Regions from separate parts of the Mus musculus genome. Here region 2 is linked to region 1. Evidence: chromatin contacts called from ENCODE Hi-C data. All regions are on one chromosome and are shown on one strand. Each heading gives the region's core, a stretch centred on a gene start or an enhancer-like site at or near the end of the contact. The rest is flanking DNA. Distances are from core to core; before and after follow the strand shown. Region 1 holds the start of Ptprm (protein tyrosine phosphatase, receptor type, M). Region 2 overlaps Gm36201 (predicted gene, 36201).

Region 1 (4,458 bases), core at 1,902-4,401:
AGGCAGGAAAGCCATGGAGGAGGACAGCAAAAATGAGTGCATAAACTCATGGTTTCATCCATGAGGTGGGCACCAAAAGGAAAATGTCAGCTCAAACTGTAGGAGGGAAGGGGGCTGGGTATGGAACCCTGCGCTTTGAGCACCCAAGTCAAGGCCTTTGCCACTGAGCTATAAGCAAAGACTGTCTGTCAGGGATTCCTCCTTCTTTCCCTCCCTCCCTCCTTCCCTCCCTCCCTGTCAGGCCAGTCAGTTACACAGTTTCAAAGCTTGCCAAAGGCAGTGAGTGACTCACGCTAGTAACTTATAAAATAAACAGTAAGTGCCGGGCGTTAGGTCCAAGATTCTAAATTAAGTGTTATATGGGAAGATGGGGCAGGGGAGGGCTCAGCCCTGGAAGGGCTTACAGTAGGATGTTTCACTGTATTCCTGAACCAGTGTACAACAGCCAGATACTGCAGAATTGTATGAAAGGGAGATGCTGGTGCCACAGCATCAGAATTAATCTTCTCAACGTGCACATAATGAACCGTACAACCCTCAACCTCCCAGAGCAGAAAGTGCCCAGCCTCTGTTTTCCAAAAGCCAGCCTGAGGGAGGGGGCCATGGGAGGTCCAGCAACAAGTCTGAGTTTTGCAAACAGGAACCTTGGCAACTTCAAAGTTTTACATTTTCAACATCTCCCAACAATCGTTTTTACACAGCCTTTCATTTCCCTTCTCCCCGCTAACATACAAGGATAATTCTAGATTTCCAAATAGAAAAGGAAAGGTGTTTCCATCCATACCAAAACACAAATAGAAATGACTTTCCCCCACCCCACCCCCCCACCCCCCGCAGCAAGAGGAAAATAAGGGTAAATGTTAGCTAAAGTTTGTTTTGCTAGTTAAAAGGATCCTTTAAGGATCTTTAAGAAGAATACCACTGAACCATACAAATACTTTTGCCCACCTCCTTAGACACGATTTAAGACTCTGCCACAATGACACTTGACACAGCTTAAATTTAAACAAACCCCATCTAAGAGACTTAGGCATGCTAACAGAGAGAAAACATCACCTAGGCCTTCAAACTTGGCTTTTAATACCGAGTTACGGGGCTTCCAAAGTGACACACGTTTACTTTATTATTTACTAATAAGAATACAGCCAAAATCTGTATCCACTTTTTATCAGACAGCTGTGAGTGCCTGCATCAACACCTCATCTGCAGTGAGATGGCCACACTGTTAGGGAGAAAGTAAGTAAGCTAGAGGAAGCGCGTTTCTCTACCGAAGTTGTCAGTTTGGGTTTCGTTCAACACATTGCACAGCTGAGTAGCAGCTCCTCTCCCTCTCTACCACCAACTATGCGCAAGGGTCTTGCTGCTCAGCACCAAGCCTGATGTAACCTATGTGCCTATTCCGTGCCTATGAATACAAAGGACTAGCATCCCAGGATGCCCAGAAAGGCAAACCTGATGCTTCCACTGGCCAGAGGTCTATGTGGCTTTAATGTCTGTAAATGGTACTCCTTACTTTCATGAAAGTTCCTTTCACCAATATTCTTTTTTAAAACAAATTTATTCAGCCTTCCCGAAAACACATAAAACCCCATTTTGCAATTCTTGTTCAAGGTTAAATGCGGCCCTTTTTATTAAAAGAGAAAGGTAACACTCCACTGCCACCATTGTGTGTGGACATTCGTGAAACTAATAAACACGAGGCAGTGTGCGCGTGTTGTCAGCGTTTGCCAAGCATCCACGTGCGTCCTCCTGGGACAGAAGATACCAGAAGCCCTGCTACTCTGTGCCACCCACCTTCGGTTTTGCTCCTGACCCCTGACTCTGGTCCAGATCCCTCTGTCTACACCAAGAGCTCCTCAAGGCTCGCGAAGCCTGGGTGAGCACAGCCTCCGGTTGGCTTGATGCACACAGCCAGTACGTGCCCCCTCCTTTCAGCTAGGACCCCCGCGCAGCTGAGCTGGGTTAGCAAGTTGTCCGGACCCGGGCTGCACACCTTTAGGGAGGCCGAGGATGGAATCTGGGCGCTCAGCCACAGTGGCGAGGGCTTGGGGAGCAGCAGATTCCTCTAGGATCTCAGAAACCTCCCGCGGTGCAGAAAGGGAACGCTGGCACAGCGAAGCCGCGCCACAGAGGGGACCCGCTGAGGTCGCCCACCGCGCCGGGCAGGGGGCGGCAGGGATGTCAAGTTTGGGGTGGTCGCCAGCTACACCTCTAGGTTTGACGCTCGCCGCAAGCTCAGCTGAGCACTGGCAGTCCACCGCGGCTGCCTCCAGGGTCGAGAGGCCCGCTCAGCGCCTACTCCCGGCGGCTACAGCTGGGAACTTTAGGCAAAGTTTTCTGCCCTTCCTGCCCAGGCCGCCCAAGAACACTGAGCCCCCATGCACAAGTCCAGGCCCTGAGGGTACAGGGGCCGAGATGGAGGTCCCTGTTTCTGCGCCCGTGCTTGTCCTGCGGGCTCCTGCGTGTACTGTACGGGCTCCGTGGCTCCACAGCTGTTTTCCTCCGGCCATCCGCCAGCCCGGCTCACCCGCTACGCGATGCCGGGTCTTCCCTGCCCCTGCCCGGCCCTGAAGCTCGCCTCGGACTTCTCCCACCCGGGTGTCGCCTACGTCCCAGGCGCCCCGGGAACGGTAGTGGTGTCTCGCTTACCTGAAAATGTTTCTCCGGCCGCAGTTAGCAAAAGTCCAGCTAAAGTCACCAGGCAAGTCCCAAGTGTCCTCATGGTGCTGAGTACGCGCCGGGCCGCCTCGGGGCGGCGGCGGCCGGTAGCCTCGGGAAGCCAAGGGAGACCCGAGCCTAAGCTGCAGGCTGCCAGGGTAGACGCGACAGCAGCGAAACACCAGACCCCAAAGTGACAACAGTTGCACAAGTCCGAAGTCCCGCGGCTCCCGGGCGTGGGGACGGCGTCCTGGATCCTCCTGCCCTCCCGCTGGCCCCCGCTTAGAGTCTGGCGCCACGGGGAGAGAGAGCGGAGGGCGCGCCCGCGGAGCCCAAATCCTCGCTGGGATCCGGTGATGAGCCCGCCTAAGCGCTACCCCTAATCGGGACCGAGCCGCCCGCGGCGCCGTGGCCGTGGCCGTGGCTGTGATCGCGCGCTTGTAGCCCGCCGCCTCTCCCACAGCCCCAGCCACCTCCGGCAGTGGCGCGCCGATGGCCGAGCCCGCGCAGGCTGCGCGCGGGGCTCCTGCTCCGCGACTGACTGGCGATGCCCCGCAGGCCGGCTGGAAGGAGCCCACGTCACGGCCGGGCCGGAGCCGCCGCGGCCCGCTAGAGGGCGCGAGCGCCCGTGTCCCCGGCCCCGGGCCAGCTCGGCCTGCGCGGCGCCTGCGGGCTCTGTGGGGCGGCCACCAGCAAGATGCGGGCGGGACCCGGCGGGCAGGAGCAACCTCCCGGGGCGCCACCCTCGACCCTAGCTCGCCTCCGCAGCGCCTCGGGTTTCCCACGCTGGCCTCGGGGACAGGGACCGCGCCCCAGCCAGAAGTTTGTCCCGGGTCACGGACGGCGAGTAGTTGGAGCGCGCCAGGCACGGGGCGGTAGTGTCCCGGGCGGTGGCGGTGGCGGCTGGCTTGCGAGCGCCGACCAGGAAGAAGCCAGAGCCGCCAGCGCCCAGGGCCGCTTGATCTGCTGCTTTCAAGGGACACACAAGCCTCTGTGCCCGAGCCCCGCGCCTGAGAAGCAGGATGCGCTTCTGCCGCTCCACTGCGTGGTGTCGCCGCCAGTGCGGCCCGGAGCTAGGAAGACAGCAGTTGCATGGAACCATGGATTGGGCAGAACCGAGGATTTCTGCAGCTGGTGCAAATGGAGAGTGTCTTGAAACATTTTAATTTGCCGTTTGGGGTCTGAGACGACTATTTTATTAAGTGAACACAAACGCTATTAATGATTAAATTAAAACTCAAATTCAAGATTTTATTTCATTTTATTTTATTTTATTTTATTTTATTTTATTTTTAAAAGCCGTTCTTCATCTTGCTCAGAGTACAGCCATTAGGGCACCTGTAGGTTATTTACCAAGCTAACTGCGGGCCATGCTGGTTAAACTAAGATCCCAATTTGTGTTGTGATACATGCAAGTAGGTTAGTGCTCAACAAGAGCTCTTACATTGCTTTCCCTGGGGGACCTTTACACTGTCTTTGGCTGCTTAGTGGTGCTTTAAAGACCAAAGAAATAAGTGACTCTCCCACTCCTCTGGTTTAAGGCTCTCTGGTGGCCCCAGAACCGGCCAAAGATGACGTTTGCGATCATCTCCCAGGACATATGTGACCCAGTACTTTTATGTCTTCCAGACCAAACACAAGACCAGCTTGTTTTCAGGCAGGAGTCCTCATGAGGCCTTCCATTCATAAATCTCAGTGTTAACCATTCACTTGCCACTATCCTATGCCGCCACTAGCCTTTATCTGAAAACGAGCCTGCTGGGCTTCTCCTGAACTTGGAAGGGAATTTTTGAAGTCTCA
Region 2 (4,722 bases), core at 1,319-3,818, 210 kb after region 1:
GACTCTTTGCTTTGATCACTGTCTGAGTCTTCATTGTTATCCCCCACAATGCTTTTCCAAGGGAACCCTGTGTCTCCAGCTACACTGGGCTGCCCCTTCTAACTAACCACAGTGGCTTACACCTCTGACTTGATGTCAGAGCATCCTCATGTCCTGGAGCATCTTTATTTACCTGAATCCTAATGTCCCTTCAAAAGCTAAAAAAACAGCAGCCTTGCAAAAATGATTGCTATGACATCAACAGCCTCTTAGCCATTAAAGGAGACAGAACAGGTCTTGAGTCCCGCCTAGTTCAATCTCTTGAGAAATATCACCCTAAAAAAATTGCATTTCTCAGATTTGTCATTATTTCTCCCTGTTAGTTATTTTCTCTTTTTCTCTCAGTGACACAAATATAGGTCAGATCAAACTGGATTAAAAGCAGACAAACACAGGTTTATTAAGCGCTGCTCCAGAGTGGGTTCATCAAAGAACCGAGCTGAGGAAATCGAGTGTCCAGGCTAAGGCGAGGACATTTTACAGACTTCAGATGAGGAGTGGTGACCTCAACCAGGAGCAGGAATTGTGTCCAATTATGTCAAACGCTCAGGCCCTGGGCTGGCACGTGGGTGGGCCAGACATGTCAGAAAGGCAGGTTTTGTCAGCTGCCAAAAATACAAGATGGGGCTTTTGGCACAAGTCCTTGGCTCAAAGTTTTCTCAATGCAGGTGGGGCTTGGGGAAGAGGGCTGTCTGCCGCTTGTGAGGAACAAGCAAGGGTTCCAGCCTCCAGCCGAACACGCCAGACTCAGGACTCCCATGTTTGAACACAACATGTCAGGGACAGCTTGTTCGCAACAATTAGTAGCCATTTTTAAACATTGCCACTTCTTACAGCAATATCAGCAATTAGAGCTAATGAGAGCCGACAAATTTGCTCAAGGGAAACACTGGAAGAGCCAGAAATCTGTAGTGGATTCTGAAAAGATCCAACATAGTCCTGGAAAATTGAGGGTCAACGTGCATGTTCAAGGTTATATTTCTGCTCAGGAGAGGTAGAAGGCCCTGAACTCCAACTGCTAGCCAACACTGGAATTCTGCTTGGGATTCTACTCAAGCAGGAACTAAGAGCTAAGTGACCCATGAACATGAACCTTCAAGATGATGCTTGTCTGTCCACAGGGCCTGGCCGCATGGGCCAAGGGAAAGTATTGGTTCGAGTCATTCAGAAACATCAGACACTGACATAATCAAACAGATAATTTAGTTGACATGCAACAGTAATGCAGAAAGTTACTAAGCAAAAAAGCAATAACATCTACAACAAAATTTGAGTAGCTTTGGAGGAATGTAAGATGGAGGCATGGCATATTATTGTAAATTTCTAAATAACCAAGTAGTTGTTTTATTATAATTATTTTGAAAAGGGTGTCTGACCCAGACTAATCCCAAACTCCTTAAGGAAGGTAAAGAGGGCCTTGAACTTGTGATTGTTTGGTTGCCATCTCCTAAGTGCTAGAACTATAGGCAAGAACTCCATACACAACCAGTTAATGTGTTGTCAGGGATCAAACACAGCCTTGTGTAGGCTAAGCAAGCATGCTGTCTATGGACCTATATTCTCAGCTCCTACATGTCTGGTTTTAAACAACAAAAATAAGAGTGCAGGGCCCAAACAGGTTAAAAAAGCAGAAACTACAAACTTTTCTTGAGAGAACACGGGCAATAAGTTTACTAGAGAAAAGCCTTTTAATTGTAATATTTTAATGTATCTCCAAGAATTCCAAGCAGGAGTATGTCTTGGACCCAAAAAGAAAAAAGCAAGTTAATTGTCTCATGATTTATTATAAATATAGGTATGTGTGGTATAAAAAGGAAGGAAAAAATTTACATTTCTGATCGTTGATAGCTGCATGCTTTCTGAAAGTTGTGCTTTTTCACATCTGTGCTTCCAGAAAGACAAACAGAAACAGGGCACTGACTGGGCATGAGTGTGTTCATAACCGATGGATGCTGTGAGTTTATTCTTCTTCCCATGGCCTTGTGTACATCTCCCCAAAGTCCATGTGAGCCATAGCCCACGGCTACAGGGCAAATCTGTGGTGCTTAATGGATTTCTTTATAATCCTCCACAAAAGCATGTATTGGTGTTCATCAAACTAAAAGCATGCAATCCATCCGATATTGATATTTATATTAAAAGCACCACAATGTAGATGATTAAATGGTACAAATTTCACAGTGAAAAATTTTGCTTTCGGATTCTAATTAGAACCAAAGCAAACCTATGAATTCTCATTAACCCGTGTGGATTATCTCGTACCTTAATAATATTAAGAAAATTCCTTCCTTCCCTGTGTTGTTCCAAAGGATTCAAGAAAAGAAGATAGGAGTACTTGAATTGGACAGTTTTCTCCCTCCTAGGTTGGGGACAGGCCTGTGCCAGACACAAACACAGCTGTGATCGCCTCTGAAGGTCACCACAGAGGCTCACAGGATGCTGTGGGTGAGACTTAGGGGGCGGGATGTGCTGCTGGGTGACCTTAAGTCCCTTCAGTGTGTCCTGCTATCCCGGGCTATTGTTCTGGAAGGGAGCCAGGGGCTCAGGGCACAGAGGATGCAGGTGGTTCTTTCCAGAAAGGGTCCTTGCCCTGATGCTGGGACCTTGGGTCATAAGAACTGCTACTGGTTTAGGTGAGTTCAGCTGGCAGTGGGGCTTTCTGGCTTGCTCTTTGTTTCTGTTCAACTGCGCCCTTAGAATAGATGCACGTGTGCCAAAGCAAAACCCACACCAGCTAACTGAGCTGATTCAAGTTTGCCAGAGTCACCAACATGCCTCAGCTGAAGTTCATCCCAGGTTCCACCCATGCGACAGGGGAGGTGGCTACCAATGTTATCTCTCAAGCCACGGCTCTGTCCCTATCCTGGTAGCCTTGACCTCTCTACCTGATACGTGAAGAACCTGGCCAGAGAGTGAGGTCTCCCAGGGCAGTGGAGGTAGCTGAGTTAGTGAGGAGTTACTGCAAGCATGGGGACCTAATTTTGGATGCCAGCTCCCATGAAAAAGCTGAGCTGGTCGTTAAGTCTATAACTCTAGGACCGGGGCATCAGAGACAAACAGGCAGATCCCTGTAGGTTGGTGTGTATTCTAGTATTCTAAAGAAGAATTTGGATCAGAAAATAAAAGAGAGGGAGAAGATATCAGATGTCTGCCTCTGGCCGCTATGCACAGGAACAGATATGTTCATATTCACCTACAGGTATCCACACATACTACATATACACAAACATATAGTCACATGTACATAACACTAAACACACACACACACTAAAAAACCAAAAGACTATAACCCTCTTTCCTAGAGGTGACTCTGGAAGAGGGTACCACTCCCATTCCGCTGGAGACAAAAGCTACAGCCTGCTCACAGGAGGGGCCTGGAGCTGGACCCGAAGCTCCATGGAATCTGACCTCTCAGTCCCCTCACCCCACCCAGGATACAAATAAATTAGGAAGAAAGTATTTTCTCCTAGAGTTTGTTAGCTTCCTGCACCTCCAGACTTCCAGCCTGTATGTTGTTCTCCACTCAAGACCGTTTTCATATAAATAAGGGATTCATTGTGACTCCTTTAGCCAGAGTTAAAATTCCATTTAAAAATAAATTGAGTTCCTGAAATATATGTATTGGCAGCTGTGGCTGCCCAGAGCCTGATCGCATTTTGCATTTAACAAGGTGGTGTTTGCCTTGACAGGCTCTGTTCTTCTTCATACATAAATCAGCAGGGGGATGTTGGAAGAACCCAAATCTCTCATCGGTCCCCTCCCTCCAAGTACGCATCCTGAAGCAGGCGAAGAAGTGACTTTTGAGCCGGTGTCATTTCGCAGGACAGTGTTATTTACAGAGTTGGACTGTGGCAGTGCCAGCTGTAAATCCAGACAGGAAATGACAAGAGGAAGAGCCAGGAATTGACTTCTGACAGGAAGCATCCAAGTGACAGGATATTTTAAAAATGTGTGTGTGCGCGCGCGCGCGTGTGTGTGTGTGTGTGTGTGTGTGTGTGTGTGTGTGTGTGTGTGTACATGCATATGCATGTTTGGGTAGTGCAAATATGAGTGCCATGTGAGTGTGTGCCTATGTTTGAGTGCTATGCATTCATGTGAATGGGCATGTATAGCCAAACACACTCATATGTATCTGTCTACATATATGCCTGTGTATATAGGTATGAAGTAGGGTGTTTACTGTAAGCTGTGCTCCTGTTCCCAGAAATAACAATTCTGAGGCTTTATTATATTTAAGAACACCTTGGCCATAGGTTTGGGCTCATTCTCCAACTAGATCATAACTTGGTATCTCGTTTATTCTAATCTAAGCTCTGCCACGTGGCTGGTTACCTCTGCTCAATTTCCATGCTCTGTCCTCTTTCATGTCCTGGGGTGAATCTCCTGACTATTTCCCCCAGAATTCCTCTCCCTCTCCCTCCTTCCCCCTCTCTGTCCCCCATCTCCCTCACCCCTTTATCTCTCTCCCTCCCCCTCCTTCCTCTCCCTCTTCCCCCCCCCCTTCTCACTTTCTTCGGTGTCTCACCTTCTAATCCTGCCTCAGGATTAATTAGCCTAGCCTTTTGATTGTCATGAGACTGCTTCCACACACTGCACAAGAGATTCCCTCCACATAAGCGTGCATGTGTGTTGTAAGATTAGTATGCATTTTTATTTGGTTTACTTTTTCATATCTACTTTCCA

The links. Hi-C counts contacts between places; a loop is a spot of excess contacts on that map.
Region 2: a loop to region 1 is called in a map of heart, with 2.7 times the contacts of the local background. The contact joins the enhancer-like site here to the promoter of Ptprm in region 1. A Hi-C loop is called at or near these places in 3 of 37 maps with a recorded cell type or tissue (Patski and heart).

What each region holds. Positions count from the first base shown.
Region 1 is chr17:67,351,308-67,355,765 of GRCm38, forward strand. It overlaps Ptprm (protein tyrosine phosphatase, receptor type, M), which reads right to left and starts at 3,152. Exons shown (of 31, transcript NM_008984.2): 1 at 2,650-3,152. The coding sequence starts at 2,722.
Region 2 is chr17:67,562,519-67,567,240 of GRCm38, forward strand. All of the region lies in intron 2 of Gm36201 (predicted gene, 36201), which reads right to left. Among named protein-coding and RNA genes, the nearest start is that of Gm36201, 64 kb to the right of the region's middle. Within about 2 kb of position 2,569, at least 1 of the 3 ENCODE cell types and tissues checked has a DNase peak (open chromatin) inside an H3K27ac peak, as active enhancers do.